2 separate regions of the Mus musculus genome follow, and region 1 is linked to region 2. A link is a contact called in ENCODE Hi-C or POLR2A ChIA-PET data. All regions are on one chromosome and are shown on one strand. The core of a region is the stretch at or near the end of the contact, and the rest is flanking DNA. Distances in the headings are between cores, read along the strand shown. Region 1 has its middle 56 kb from the start of Gm35419. Region 2 holds the start of Dleu2 (deleted in lymphocytic leukemia, 2).

Region 1 (6,548 bases), core at 2,492-4,991, 540 kb before region 2:
AATATTTGCTTTGGCTATGGTATCTCTCCATGATAATAGAACACCAAGACCCCCAAGTCACACAACTTCTGTCCCATCCACCACCTACCGCTCACTATTTACTAGGCAGTACATTTTAGAAGATTCTTTTAAAAGCTCCAAAGTTAGTTGTAAGTAGAACCACATTATTTGAAATGAGAATTCATTACCAAGAGGTCCCATAGAGACTCACCCAGTCCTTCAGAGCCTCTTTGGAACAAGACAAGCTGCCTTGGGAACCATTCTTTTTCTTCCCCAGATCCATCTACCCACAGCAGTGGCCGTATATCCTTGGACTCCATTGTTCAAGCTTCCAGGGTCAGACCTGTCACACACTAGGGTGTGGTTTTGTTGTCACACTAAGCACTTCTCTCATTCCTTCGGTGTCTTCCTGCATTGCACTGTCTCCCCTTTATCCTTCAATCTTACTTTCTGTCCCTTTTCTCAAACCTCTTATCGCCATAAGGGAACATTGGGAGCTGGAGTGAAGAAAACCCTTTCCTCCTAGTCTCTTCCAATCTCCCTGCCCTCCACTCTGTCTCCTCCCTCTCCCTCCCTGCCTTCCTCTCACTGTCCCTCCAGGAGTCTCCACCACATACTGCTGGTGGGAAAACCTCACCAATAGAAAAGGTGTTGTGTTTGTCAAGTCCCTGAGTAAGAGCTGCTCCTCACTTCCCATGCCCCCCCTCCTTATTTAGCAGTTATTGGTTTTGAATAGAATGCTGCTCTGTGCTGCAAAATACAACTTCATTTTATGGTGTTGTTTGACCTGCTTCAAACACCTAATTCTTCAGACCTTTTTAAAAATATCACATTTTTACTTTTTTCATTTAATGGAGCGTGTGCATGTGAGTATATGTACATTTGTGGCGCACATGTGCCACAGTACATGTAAAAAGGTCTGAAGACAACTTACAGGAAGTTATTTCCCTCCTTCTACCATGTGGGATCTGGAGATGGAGTTGTCAGGCTTGGCAGAAAGCATCTTTGCACACTGAGCCACCTCGACAACCCACTTTTCCCATTTGTGAATGCACTGCATTTATTGGTTTTGTTTGTTTATTTATTTTTACTCACTTTATTTTAAGACTTTATTTTTATTTTATTATGTATGTAATTCAGGCTGACTTCAAACTTGCAACCCCTCCCTGCTTCATCCTCCCTCGTGATGAGATTACAGCTTCGTACCATAATGACTGACTCTTCGTTGGCAAATGGTAGGCTGGTATCCTGAGAAGTCAAAGGATTTGTTCAAGGCCTCCTCACAAGTCTAGAAAAGACTGGCACTCCACTCTGTGCTGATACCAGCCACACAGCCATCCGCTGGGATAATCTAGTATATCATGTGTGATCAGGAGGAAAGAACACATTTCTGACCAATTCAGGTCCTTGGCCTATTCAGAGAGCTCTCTGGGGATAGTTAATGACTCCTGGAACTGAAAGGGAGAGGATGAAAAATCCAGACCAGTCTAGCTTCCTTTCTGGGGGCAGTCTTGAGAAGCCAGGGTCCTGGTGGAAAAGTATGTCTTTTTTCAGAGCCAAGTAGAAGTTTCTGGCAGTTTCAAGGATAGTCAAAACACACCACAAGAAACAGCTGGCCGAAGGGGAGTCAAGTGTGTAGGATGTGACAGGTAGGAAAGTCCTCAAACACCATGAAGCTGAAATGAAAGAGCAGTGCTGCAGAGGCCCAGGTCACTCATCTGCCACAAACTCTAGCTTAGGGGAGGCACCGAGAAGCACTGTGACCAGGGAGGTAACCGACTTTATGGATTCTATGCTCATGTGCATGTGCCTGGGCCTGGGAACAGAAACCCAATTGATGCTTCTGCTCCCCGTGTTTGTGTTTCCTTTAAGACATGAAAACAGGCATGGTGGCACACACTTTTAATCCCAATACTCAGGAGTCAGAGGCAAGTAGATCTCTGTGGGTTTGAGGCCAACCTGTTCTGCATATTGAGTTCCTGGCCAGCCAGGGCTACATAGGAAGACCTAATTTCAAAAGAAGAAGAAGAAGAAGAAGAAGAAGAAGAAGAAGAAGAAGAAGAAGAAGAAGAAGAAGAAGAAGAAGAAGAAGAAGAAGAAGAGGAGGAGGAGGAGGAGGAGGAGGAGGAGGAGGAGGAGGAGGAAGAGGAGGAGGAGGAGGAGGAGGAGGAGCAGGAGGAGCAGGAGGAGCAGGAGGAGCAGGAGGAGCAGGAGGAGGAAGAATAAGAAAAGGATAAGAATAAAGAGGAGGAGGAAGAGGAGAAAGAGAAGAGGAGTAGGAGGGAGATATGGGGGCTGGAGAGAGCATTCAGTGGTCAGAACACTTACTAGTCTTGCAGAGGTCATGAGGTCCTTTCCCCAAACCCAAATGGTGGTCCACAACCTACTATTACCCCAGTTCTAGGGAACCTAAAACTGTTTTTTGGCCTCTCTGGGCACCAGGCACAGACATGGTATATATATACATAAATAAATGCTGGTATTTATGCACATAAAATAAAAACAAATCTTAAAAATAAAAAGGAAAGAAATGCACACAGCCATCCATAGCCCTTAGCTCTTTATCTAGGGGTGACACGTCATGAGATTTTTTTTCTCATCCACAAACAACAGTAAATGAATGCAGCAGGCTGTATTTACATAAAAACACAACTGAGCACATATATGTGTGAGCAGTGACAATAATTAAAAAAGAAATTATAAATTTGAGAGGGAGTTGGGCAACATGGGAGGAGGTGCGGGGTGGCAGAAATTATGTCACTACAGTACTCATGTGTAAAATTCTCAAAAAGACAAATGTGTAGGTTGACCTGTTAAAGAGCTGAAACAGACTCAGGAAGATATGAGCTCAAAATGCTGACTAATGGCTCAAAAAAATTAGCCATATCATTCTGTTCTTCAATTCCCCATGTCTCTCATCAGAAAGACTCACCAGCTCCCTTCTCCAGATCCCTTTTTTATCCTTTCAAAAAAGAAACAAACCACCTTTCAAAAAAGGTGGGGACCCGAAGAAAGACTGTCCCAAGAGACACCCCGAATCTAATAATAGATCCTCTTCTCTTCAGCCACATGAAAACCCCACAACTCATCCCTCCTGCTTTTTAACATTTAGAATCTCATTATATGTAGACACCGAGTCTTAAGAGTTTAATTTCCTCCCTGGTAGTATTAATCCGCTAGCCTTCTGCCTTTCCTCATGAACGGAGAGAAAGAATCTGCTTTGCACAAGTGTAGCTGTAGCATACCAACAAACCAAGGATGCTTTAAATATAAAAGGGCTACCCAGTGGCATGTGAAGGAACAGGCAAGACCACTGTGCTGGCCAGCTTTGGAACCGGAGACTAAGTTCTGAAAAACCTACACAAAAGAAAGAAAGAGAGGGAGGAGGGGACAGGGATGAAATGAGCATAAGAAGTGAAAGGCAGACTTTACAGTCACGGGCAGTTGTTGTTTGAGTACTCTCTATGTTGCCTCAAGACACAGCTGTACATAAAATACTCTGCCTCTCTCCTCTCTAATGGAGTCATATTCATTTCTACTTAACGAGAATCACAAATGCTATTTCGAAACTGCTCGGTTCTGAGGAGCACTGTCTAGTTGGGTGTTTCTTACGCACTCGTTGGCATGGTTATGCCCGCCTAATATAAATGTCGGTAGCCTTTCAAAGGCCTTCACAGGACATCTTTTGAGCATGCCAGTTACCATGGTCACCAGTGTACCCATTTGCAAGGAAAATTGGAAGCCATGCTCATTACGTCAAGAACTACATCGGGCGATAAAGAGAGCATGCTTGCTTCAGAGTTGGCAACTGGTTATTTGTTAGACTCCCTGCCCACACAGTTCCATCAAACAATGTCTCATTCAACTGCCGAAGTCAAAGTTTACAGCTCTGATCTTTCCAACTGGAGCTGAGTGTGCCCGTGAATGCAGAACCTTCCCTAGCAGACTCAGCTCAGCAGAGGGCGACCTATTCTGGTGACTTTGTAAGAACAAAAGAGCCAAGTCATCAGATGGGGCGTGGAGAGAAGCCACAAAACAGTGCATTCTTTTTCAAAAGATGTACTTTTTATCTTCTGTGCATGTATTTGTGTATATTATTGGATATATCTGTGTATGTTATTTTTTTGTGTGTTTATGTGTGCCACAGGCATGCAAGTAGCTTTGGAGGCAAGAGAAGACCATCAGACTCCTGGGAACTGGAGTTGCATGTGGCTCTCTCAGATCCTCTGACAGCTGATTCATCTCTCCAGCTAAAACAATCTCCATTCTAGGACCTTCTAGCATGAACTACATACTTCACCTGGGCTGTGACACTCCTGTGTTTCTCTAGCCAAAATTTTCGGTGAGTGAGAGAGATCATCTGTAAAATATCTCAATCTAAGCCACCCACAGTGTCCTGCATTTTAATCTCAGCATTTGGGAGGCAGAGGCAAGCAGATCTCTATGAGTTCATGGCCAGCCTGGTCTACATAGTGAGTTGCAGGTCAGCAAGATCTGGATAGTGAGAACCTGACTAAACTAGACAAAACCAAATACTGTACTCTCCAGAGTTCTGTGATTCTAAAGCACTCTGACTTCATGCATTTGTGTCATCTGTTCAAAAGCACATGTTCATAAGTGCACAAACACACACACACACACACATACACACACATACACACCCACATACACACACATACACACACATACACACACACACACACAGAGAGAGAGAGAGAGAGGGAGAGAGAGAGAGAGAGAGAGTGAGCTTTCTTTAAAAGATTTGTGAGGTTGAGAATTTAATTGACATACTTGACACTTTTACATGGTATATGGCACATGCTCACGCACACACACACACACACACCTATCCTTTTCTTTACAATCCAACCTGAAAACATGTTCCACAGCTCACCTAAACTCTGACTTGAGAGTTCACATGAGAACAGCTGACTTATTTATTCTAAGTGAGGCCGTCCAGAACCAGGAGAACACTGTACATTGTCACTCATGTGGAGGTCCCAGTATTGAATCTCTAGATGTGTGTTTAATTTGGAGTATCTGTAGAACCCAGGAAAATATCAAGGGGCTTTTAGTGAGGAGGAGGAAGAAAACTATTGAGAGAGGACTAATAGTACACAGGTGATGACAGAAAGAAAGAGGGGAATGGTGGGGAGAGAAATTTAAATGGAGAGGGGTGGAGATTATACCTCTGGGGCTCCCAGAGAAACCCAAACAATTCAGGGTATCATGCTCTCAGTTGCCCACCAGAACTTGACCGTGACACATCGTTGCTAAAGACATTATTCACATCAGTCACAGGGCATGGAGAAATCAAGTTGGCACTGACTGACCAAGAATTCCCAATGCTGATTAGTGTTCCTAGTACCGTTAGGCACTTTATGAGGGAGAATATTCATTAGTAGTGTTATCCAACCGCAAAATCTGTGAACTACAATAGTATGCCCATGGGTGTAATAGTGGAATGAATGCTATGGGGGTAACTAACCAGTTCATGAGGAAATGCGTACTTGGTACTATAAATTTGGTCAATAACTGGTAGCTAGGGAGTCCATAGGCTCTAGGAGTGAGGCTATTACTGTTCTTTTACTAACTAGACTTAGAATCAAGCTATTGTCTACATTCTGAGCATGTATCACTCTACCCAAGGAGCAATGCTGCTTCAGATCCCATGGGGAAGTTGTTGCAGCAGATGGTCTTTAAGGTAGACTCATAACTAGTCAAATACAGAGAACCCGTGTCTGTGTAGTGCTCAGCCACAAATATGACATGCGCATCCCTGCCTCTATCCCAAGGCTCACTGTGGAAGATGCTGTGGAAAAAGTGAAAGAGCCAGAAGTCCAGGAGAACCTATCTGTGTGAAACAGTGCCTTCTGGATGTGACAGGACTTCTCCTCCCATGAGTCAGAGCAGCTGTGGTCATCTGCACTAGACCTACATCAACTCAGGCCAATCAAGCCCATGAACCCTAACTCTAGTTGATAGCTTCAGAAGGACGAGGAGCCAGTTTTCTTTAAGTGTGCGGCCCCTGGTGTGTTGCCCAAACTCCAATGGATGACTCTATACCCATGAGTACATGGGCAACACACACACACACACAAAAATCAAAGAGTGCATGAAGTCGAGAGAGGGCAGGGTGGCTCTGGAGGAGCTAGTGGGAGAAGTGGGGTGGAAATACAATCAACATACATTGTGTTCATATATAAAATACTCAAAAGATTAATAAAAATATTATATAAAAGGGCTAAAGTACACACTCCAGGGTAGGATTTTAAGATGCTAACGAGATATGCCATGCATTAAGTTGTGGGTGGGACTCCATGCAACAGAGCACATACAGAGAAAGTATGTGTTACACGAAGGAGTAAAAAAGCCCCCAAGTGTGACATGAAGTCCCTACCATTTGGACAATAGGTATTGAAGTCACTAAACATTCTTTCTTTGCTCTGGCTTGCTGCACCTAGGAAGCCCATCTTTTTCAGATAAAGAATGCTGCCTCTACTGAGAGCCAATACACATCCATTCTTGCACTGTAGCTGCTGTTTTTT
Region 2 (6,584 bases), core at 1,513-4,012:
GGTGTTACTAAACAGAATAAAGTGTGTGGTAAAGAAAGTATGGGGGTGGGGTGAGGGTGGAAGCTGTTTCAAGTCAGTGTTGTTTCTCTGTGGGGGAAGAAGGGGAAGCGAGGACACGTTTTAGCTGACTAGATTGACACCAGCTGCCATTCCTGAGCGCCCCAGTTGTGTTTGGTTACCTTCACCTCGTAAGATGCCTTCCCTGAACTGCTAAAGTCGGCCCACCCGTCTCTTTGAAACCTGCCGGAGGCCGCCTTTGTCACTGCAATGACTCCTATGAGGGAAGAGGGATACCACTAGTTTCGTGAAGTCTTTTAAATTGTATAGAACTTTGGTTATTTGCGTGTGGGCGGGATGCTTATCCAGTTTCAGCCGGGCAAGAATTCCGTGGGCCTCGAGTCCCAAGAGGCCTTTGCGCACCCTCGCCTGCGTTCCTGCCTGAGACCCTGCTAAGACATCTGCCACTAGAAGCCAAACTCGTTCGTGTCACACTCCTTTACTTCTGCAGGGTCTCAGTCTTCAACTTCGAGACCCAGACCAAACTCTCCATGCAAGATTGATGTACTATCCATATGCACTTTTCCGGAGATGGGAGTTTGGGGGGAGGGGGACCCTTCGCAACCTAGGACAGATCCTGGCAACTCCTGGGCTTCCTTCGGGAACAGCTCCCCCCACCCCCACCCCCATCTCGGCCAATGTTTGCGACCCTACACTTAGGTCTGCCACCGCTGCCCTTAGGGAAGTGGCTGTGACTGATGCGCCTGAAGTGGTTTCGTTTTGATTCCCTTCCCTCCTCTCCGCGGCTAGGAAGACCGTGAAAGAACAAAGTGGGGGCGGAAAGCCGGTGTCTTAACAAAATAGCTGTGCCGCTGAGCCTTAGTCGGAGGACGGGGTAAGGCAACCATGACCATGCCTTGACAAACTCTGACCCTTGCAAGAGTGGGAAGGACCAGGAGGCCCTGACTTGTTTACTAAATGCAAAGAAACGTGATTTGTAGCTATTGCTGCAACCAAAGTGTCAAAGAAACGAATTTGCATTCATAAGAGGTTTGTTTTCCAAATGCTGAGTAATGAAGGGTACAAGGACCGGGAGGTGAGTAGCTAGGGCCTTTGGATAAATTGCAGAGGATGGGGAAGATTGAGGTCCCGCCCTAGGCTCTGCACACCGCCAGGTGTGGGCGACCAAAGCCTATCAGGCCTGCAGCTCCAAACTTTAGAAAGGAAGCGAGTGCTGCAAAAGTTCACTTTATATTGTCTCACTTCCTTCTTTTAGCAAGCACACACATAGCAAACTTGGAAGGCACGTTCTAAGCTTTAGAATCTAAAGTTTCTCCTTTAAAAAAAAGAAAGAAAGAAAGAAAAGAAATAGAAATAGAGAGAGCGAAAGCAAGCGGGCCTAAATCTGGAAAGGTTTCTCAACTCTAGGCAAATCTATTTCCTCCCCCATCTGACTCTTGGAAAAGCTCTACCAGGTTTGGACCCACCCTTATACCTAACTTCCAAGCCCCTCACAGTAGGTAGGTGCCCGTGCTGAGGCGTGGTGGTGGTCCGAACTTGGGGCGGGGGAGTGGGATGGGGGGAGTTCTTCTAGACTGTTTACCCCTCTCCAGTTGCTGGGAAAGTCCGATGCGTTTCCTGTTCTCATCCGAGCTCAGCCTGTTTTCCTGAATCAGTGATCTGGTAGCTAACTTATTATGTTCTGATCCTGAAAAGTAAAACTGCGTTCTGAAATCAATTACTTAGGAAAGGGACTAGAAGCTACAGAAGTTAATCACGCTTAGACTAACCACTTAGTTTGCCTTAATTGTAAGGCCTTCCTTTGGTGTTTATCGCACTTTTTGTTTACACTGAGCCCTCCGCCTAGGCTTTAGGCCAGCAGGGCGCTCAGTTTCACTTCGGGGTTTGGAGGGGCCTATCACTTCGTCCTCGGGGTTTAAAGGCAACTTGTAATGGTTTGCCCCAATCACTCCTGTAACCAAAGAGTAAGTCCTCAAGAACCGCGTTCCCTTGTCAAGGAGTCGGATGCGCAAATGCCTGGGGCTTTAAGCAGCTGGGAAAGCGAGAAGGAAGCTAGCGTGAAGCTAGCTGCACCTGCGGATCCAGAGCGTCCGCCCCGCGCTTCCCGCGCCCAGCGCTTTTGCCTGGGAGCTGCTGCGAGCCACCCCCGCACCCCTCACGCCCGTTGGCCGGGGGAGCGAGGCCTAGCAAGCGGACGCCTGCGGGAGCCGCCGCACGTAGGGGGCACAGGGACTTGTCCAGGCCGTGGGCTCCAAAGCGAGGCCCAAACGCGCGCGCTCTCTGCAAGTAGGGCGGTGGCGCTCCCAGAGACGGAGGGAGGTAGAGACGCCCGAGCGAGCGAGCGAACGGCACGCTCGGGGCCACTCCGCGCGCAAGGCTCGGGTCCGGGAGAAATTCCCCCCCCCCACCCCCCGTCGAGTGGTCAGAGTGCGGGTCCCCAGGTCGTGCACACCACCCGGGCCGGCGACCCCAGCCAGGAGCAGGGGAGCGCCGCAGGGCGGAGGCCGCTGCCACGGAACCAGGCGGGCGGCGCACAGCCCCGGGGAGCTGGTTTTCCCGAGAGGGCACGTGACGGGGTTGGCAGCGCTCGGGCCCGGGCGGGGGGAGGGGGAAGTGGCGAGCAGGAGGCCCGGGGGCGGGCGGCTGGCGCGCTGTGTACTTAGGTCGTGTGCTGGGGCTTTTCTCTCCTGGGAGCGGGCCGAGGGGCGGGGGAGGGGCCACCGCTCCGCCTTCTTCTTTTCGCAATGTTGACGCAATCTATAAATAGTGGAACAAAAGGACCAACTTCCTCGGAGCTTTGCTGAAACTGCACAAAAAATCGAGCTGGGGGGTTCCCTGGTCCCCGATGTTGGGGCGGAGAGCGCGGCGCCGAGGGAGGGGGCGGCGCAGACCGGCCTAGGGGACACCTGGTCGAGCGCAGCCGCCGCTCCGCTCGAGCCCTGCGCTCCAGTGCCCCCACTGGCTGGAGAGCTCGCCCAGACCGGGGGTCTTCCTCCGTCGCTGACAGGTCAGTGCGCACCGCCCCTTTCGACTCTAGGCTGCTTTTCTCCCTCCTCCAGCCTCCACTTTTAGAAGGGAACCGGGGCGGGGGCGGGGGGCGGTAAGGAAATAGAACGAGGAGCAGCAGCGACAGAAGGAAAAAAAAAAAAAAAAAGCAAAGCTGTAACCCCGGCGTGCACGGAGCGAAGAGAGTGAGGGGCTCCAGGAGGAGATCTGCGCGTGGCCCCCACGGGAGACGGAGCTGGCAGAGCAGGCGGGCCGCAGGGTGAGAGGAGGGGGCTCCCCGGAGGCCGTGCGCGTCTCTCGGTCCCCTTTGAACGCAGACCTGCAGAGTCCGCCTGGTCCACGGTGGGAGGAATGAGTGGAGAATTGTCGCCGCCGCCACTGCACCCCCGAGGCCCACGCACCCTGAGCGCCTAAATTTGGGGACAGGGTGGGAGGGGGGCACCCTGCGCTCAGGGAGCAAGGACCTGAACTCAGGAGCCCGCTGCTTCGCCGTTGGGGAGGGCGGAGCTGGCGCTGTTGACAGCGGTGAGGGAGCAGGGAGGGCGAAAGTTGGGGAGAGGAGGCGGGAGAGGTGGGAGTCTAGTTGAAAAGGGGGGGGAGGGAGCGCGCGCGCGGGATTCTGAGGGGCGTGGATCACGTGATGGGCAACCACCCCCGCTACAGGCTGGCGGTAGGGTGACGTCACCACCCTGCCTGCAGGGGGTGGCACTTCCGTTTTCTCCCCCCCCCCACCCCCCCCAGGGCTGCTGCTCCCAAGCTTCTGCACCCTCCTGAGGGTGGGCAATAGTCTGAGGTCATCAGGTGCTTTGGCAACAACCGGGAGTTAGGCAATGAGGGCTAGGTCTGAAGCTCAAGCCGGGCCGCCCCTCGACGCGCCCCATTGTGTGAGCAGTGGGCGAGGGCGGTGCCGGGTGCCGGGCCCCCCGCGGCTCCCAGCTCCAAAAGGGCGGGGAGGACTCTGTTCCGTCAAGGCGGAGTCTGGCCACTAGCTGGTTCCTGAGTCCAGACTTCGAGATCCCAGCGACTAGGGTCTTACTCGCCTGACTAGCCCTCTGGGCGCCTGGTGGTTAGGAGCCAGTTCTATGGCTCTGGTCCGTGGCCCAGCTTGATGGGTGTGTGGTCAATCTGTCACCACTGGAGCGACTCAATTCCAGCAGTCCTTAAGAGCTATTTTGAGTAAACTCTGGGTTTTGGTGACTCAGCTCGGTGAGCGGCGCTATTTATAGGTAGATGAGTTAAGAGCGGGGAAATACGCTTCGATAGGATCGGTCCGCCCTATTATAGCAAAGATCTCTACTAAGAAGCAACAATTTAAAGTCTTAGGAAAGAAAAATACTTGGTTCTTAGAATCTGTGTTGTAAGGAGAAGACTTAGAACAGTGAAAGTGGAACATTTCCCGGAGTAAATGGAGAATTTGGGGACTGTCATGACCATTAACTGGCTTTTCGGTGTAGGTTACTGACTCTCCTAGACACCTGCAACATAGAATGCCCATATTAGAATGATAAAAGGGGAAACTAAATGCTGGCAAAGTCCCTGCACTATATTCTGTAACAGGAAGGGATGTGTGATATTTATCTAGTGTCAAAAGTCTGGTCTGGTGGGAATTTTATGTTTATCACCCAATTTCTTCCAAGAAAGTACAACAAAAACGTGTGCTTTTCTTCCCTAGTGTGTAAATGTGCCACTAGTACGTTATTGCTTGTTGGGGTGTTATGATTTTAATTTTCACATTCCCACATTCCTTCAGCCTCCACTTTAGAAATCCAAGAGGCATATGCTATGAGAAAGATTGTGAGGTTGTCTGTCGGGTGGGAAGAGTTGAGTGAGCTCTCCTAGCCGCTGTAGCTTTCCATAGGTAGTGTCACCTGGGGTGTCTCTTGAAAGAAAGATGGTGACTTCCTGAGTGGTTAGGTCAGCTAAGAATAAAAGTGTCCAAAAGACTACAGAGTACACACACTGGGGCCTGCAAGATAGATGTGCGTACTGGTACGGGTGCTGGGTGGGAGTTGAAAAGGGGTAAGAGGGAAGCTGGACAGATGGTCAGGGCCTTCATGATTCAGAATAACCATGCTGAGGAATTTGTATTTGTACCTGAATGGGCATTTTTATTTTTTTAGCCTTTTAGGATGAACAGATATGCTTTGAGGGGAAAAAAAAAGCAATGGGTGGTGGTTGGTTTTTTTTTTCCTCCTACAAGTAAACAGAAAATGTAGCACAGGATTTCAAAGGGTTTCTCTGCTTTGTGATGCCTCAGCTCAAAACCTGCAAGAAGGGAAAACCTCCAGAAGATGTCTGATAGATGTGACAATTGGTCACATAGGCCTTGTGAGGATCTGGGAGGCTTAGAGATGGGATGTAAAAGGATTGTGAGCTAAGATAGAACCTGCTAGAACCACCTGCCATGTACCCAAGAGAAGTCATTAGCTGTTTGAGGTCAAGGGATGCACAGTCTTGTCTTTGGGTGAGTAAGAAGGTGTGGACCTCGGGGTAAACACATTTTTTACACTATGGGGGAACCTTTCCCAGGGAGGTTGGTGTAAAGTCTGGATCTCTGAAGTCACTAAAATATAAGTGGTAGCTAAAGCCATGGGGGAGGCTAAGAGGACCGGGAGGCTGTCTAGTTAGCCAGAACTCCAAGGAACACTCACACTTAGTGCAAGTCTAGAGCAGGAGGAGGCTTTAAAGGACAAGGCTAAGTAAAGAAATAGTGTCCTTAGTGTATGGCTGTAGTCCTCCATGGCTCTAATCCTTGGTGCATGGCTATAGTTCTGTAGGCCATCCGTCCTGCTACCTGAAAATAAAGAGAAACCTGCTGCTTCCTTCATAAGACCAAAAAGAGCCAGGCATGATGCTTAGTGCCTGTAATCCACTCGGGAGGCTGAGGCAAGAGGACTACTGTGATCTCAAGACCAGCATGCAATACAGACTATGACTGTCTCAAAAACAATGGGACTGGAAAGACTTCCACTCTTAGTGGAAAAGAAAGCATAAGAGTTGCATGTACTTTTCCCATTTTCACAGTAAATGCTAAGTCAACAGTTACCAGGTAAATGATTGGCTTAATATATCTAGAGAACTAAAAATAACACTCATATCAAGGTAAATAAAATGTTCTTTATAACCTGGTATCTTTTACAGTTTGCCTTAAGCTTCTATTATTTATGTATCTTTGATGTTAGATTAAATATGCTTCTCTTTTAGAGATAAAAATAGTGGCTGGGCTATTTTAATAATTAATATTCTCCTAAAGGCAACTCAGAATACTTTTCTAGTTGCATAATTATATTTACGAGTCAAAAGCCCTATACATTCATGCTACACACATTTTAAAATAAGTACATTGCAGGGTGGAGAGATGGCTCAGCTGTTAAGAGCACGTATAGATCTTCCGAAAGACTGGAGTTTGCCTCTCAGCACCCATGCTGGGAAAATTGCCTGTGACTCTGATTCCAGGGACACCTGGTACCTCTGGCCACTGTGGCACCTGCACGCACATATGTGCACACTCGAATCACACACACACACAAATACAAATAATTAAAACTAACAAAAATCTT

Evidence for each region. A loop is a pair of places that touch in the nucleus more often than their neighbours do. ChIA-PET counts read pairs that join two places held with the same protein, here RNA polymerase II (POLR2A).
Region 1: a loop to region 2 is called in a map of left cerebral cortex, with 2.3 times the contacts of the local background. The contact joins the enhancer-like site here to the promoter of Dleu2 in region 2. A Hi-C loop is called at or near these places in 1 of 37 maps with a recorded cell type or tissue (left cerebral cortex). POLR2A ChIA-PET finds 5 or more read pairs at or near these places in 1 of 5 experiments (Patski).

The regions. Positions count from the first base shown.
Region 1 is chr14:62,224,075-62,230,622 of GRCm38, reverse strand. No RefSeq gene overlaps it. Among named protein-coding and RNA genes, the nearest start is that of Gm35419, 56 kb to the right of the region's middle. Within about 2 kb of position 3,741, at least 1 of the 3 ENCODE cell types and tissues checked has a DNase peak (open chromatin) inside an H3K27ac peak, as active enhancers do; it is left cerebral cortex, where a contact is called at or near this core.
Region 2 is chr14:61,678,551-61,685,134 of GRCm38, reverse strand. It overlaps Dleu2 (deleted in lymphocytic leukemia, 2), which reads left to right and starts at 2,762. Exons shown (of 7, transcript NR_028264.1): 1 at 2,762-3,025.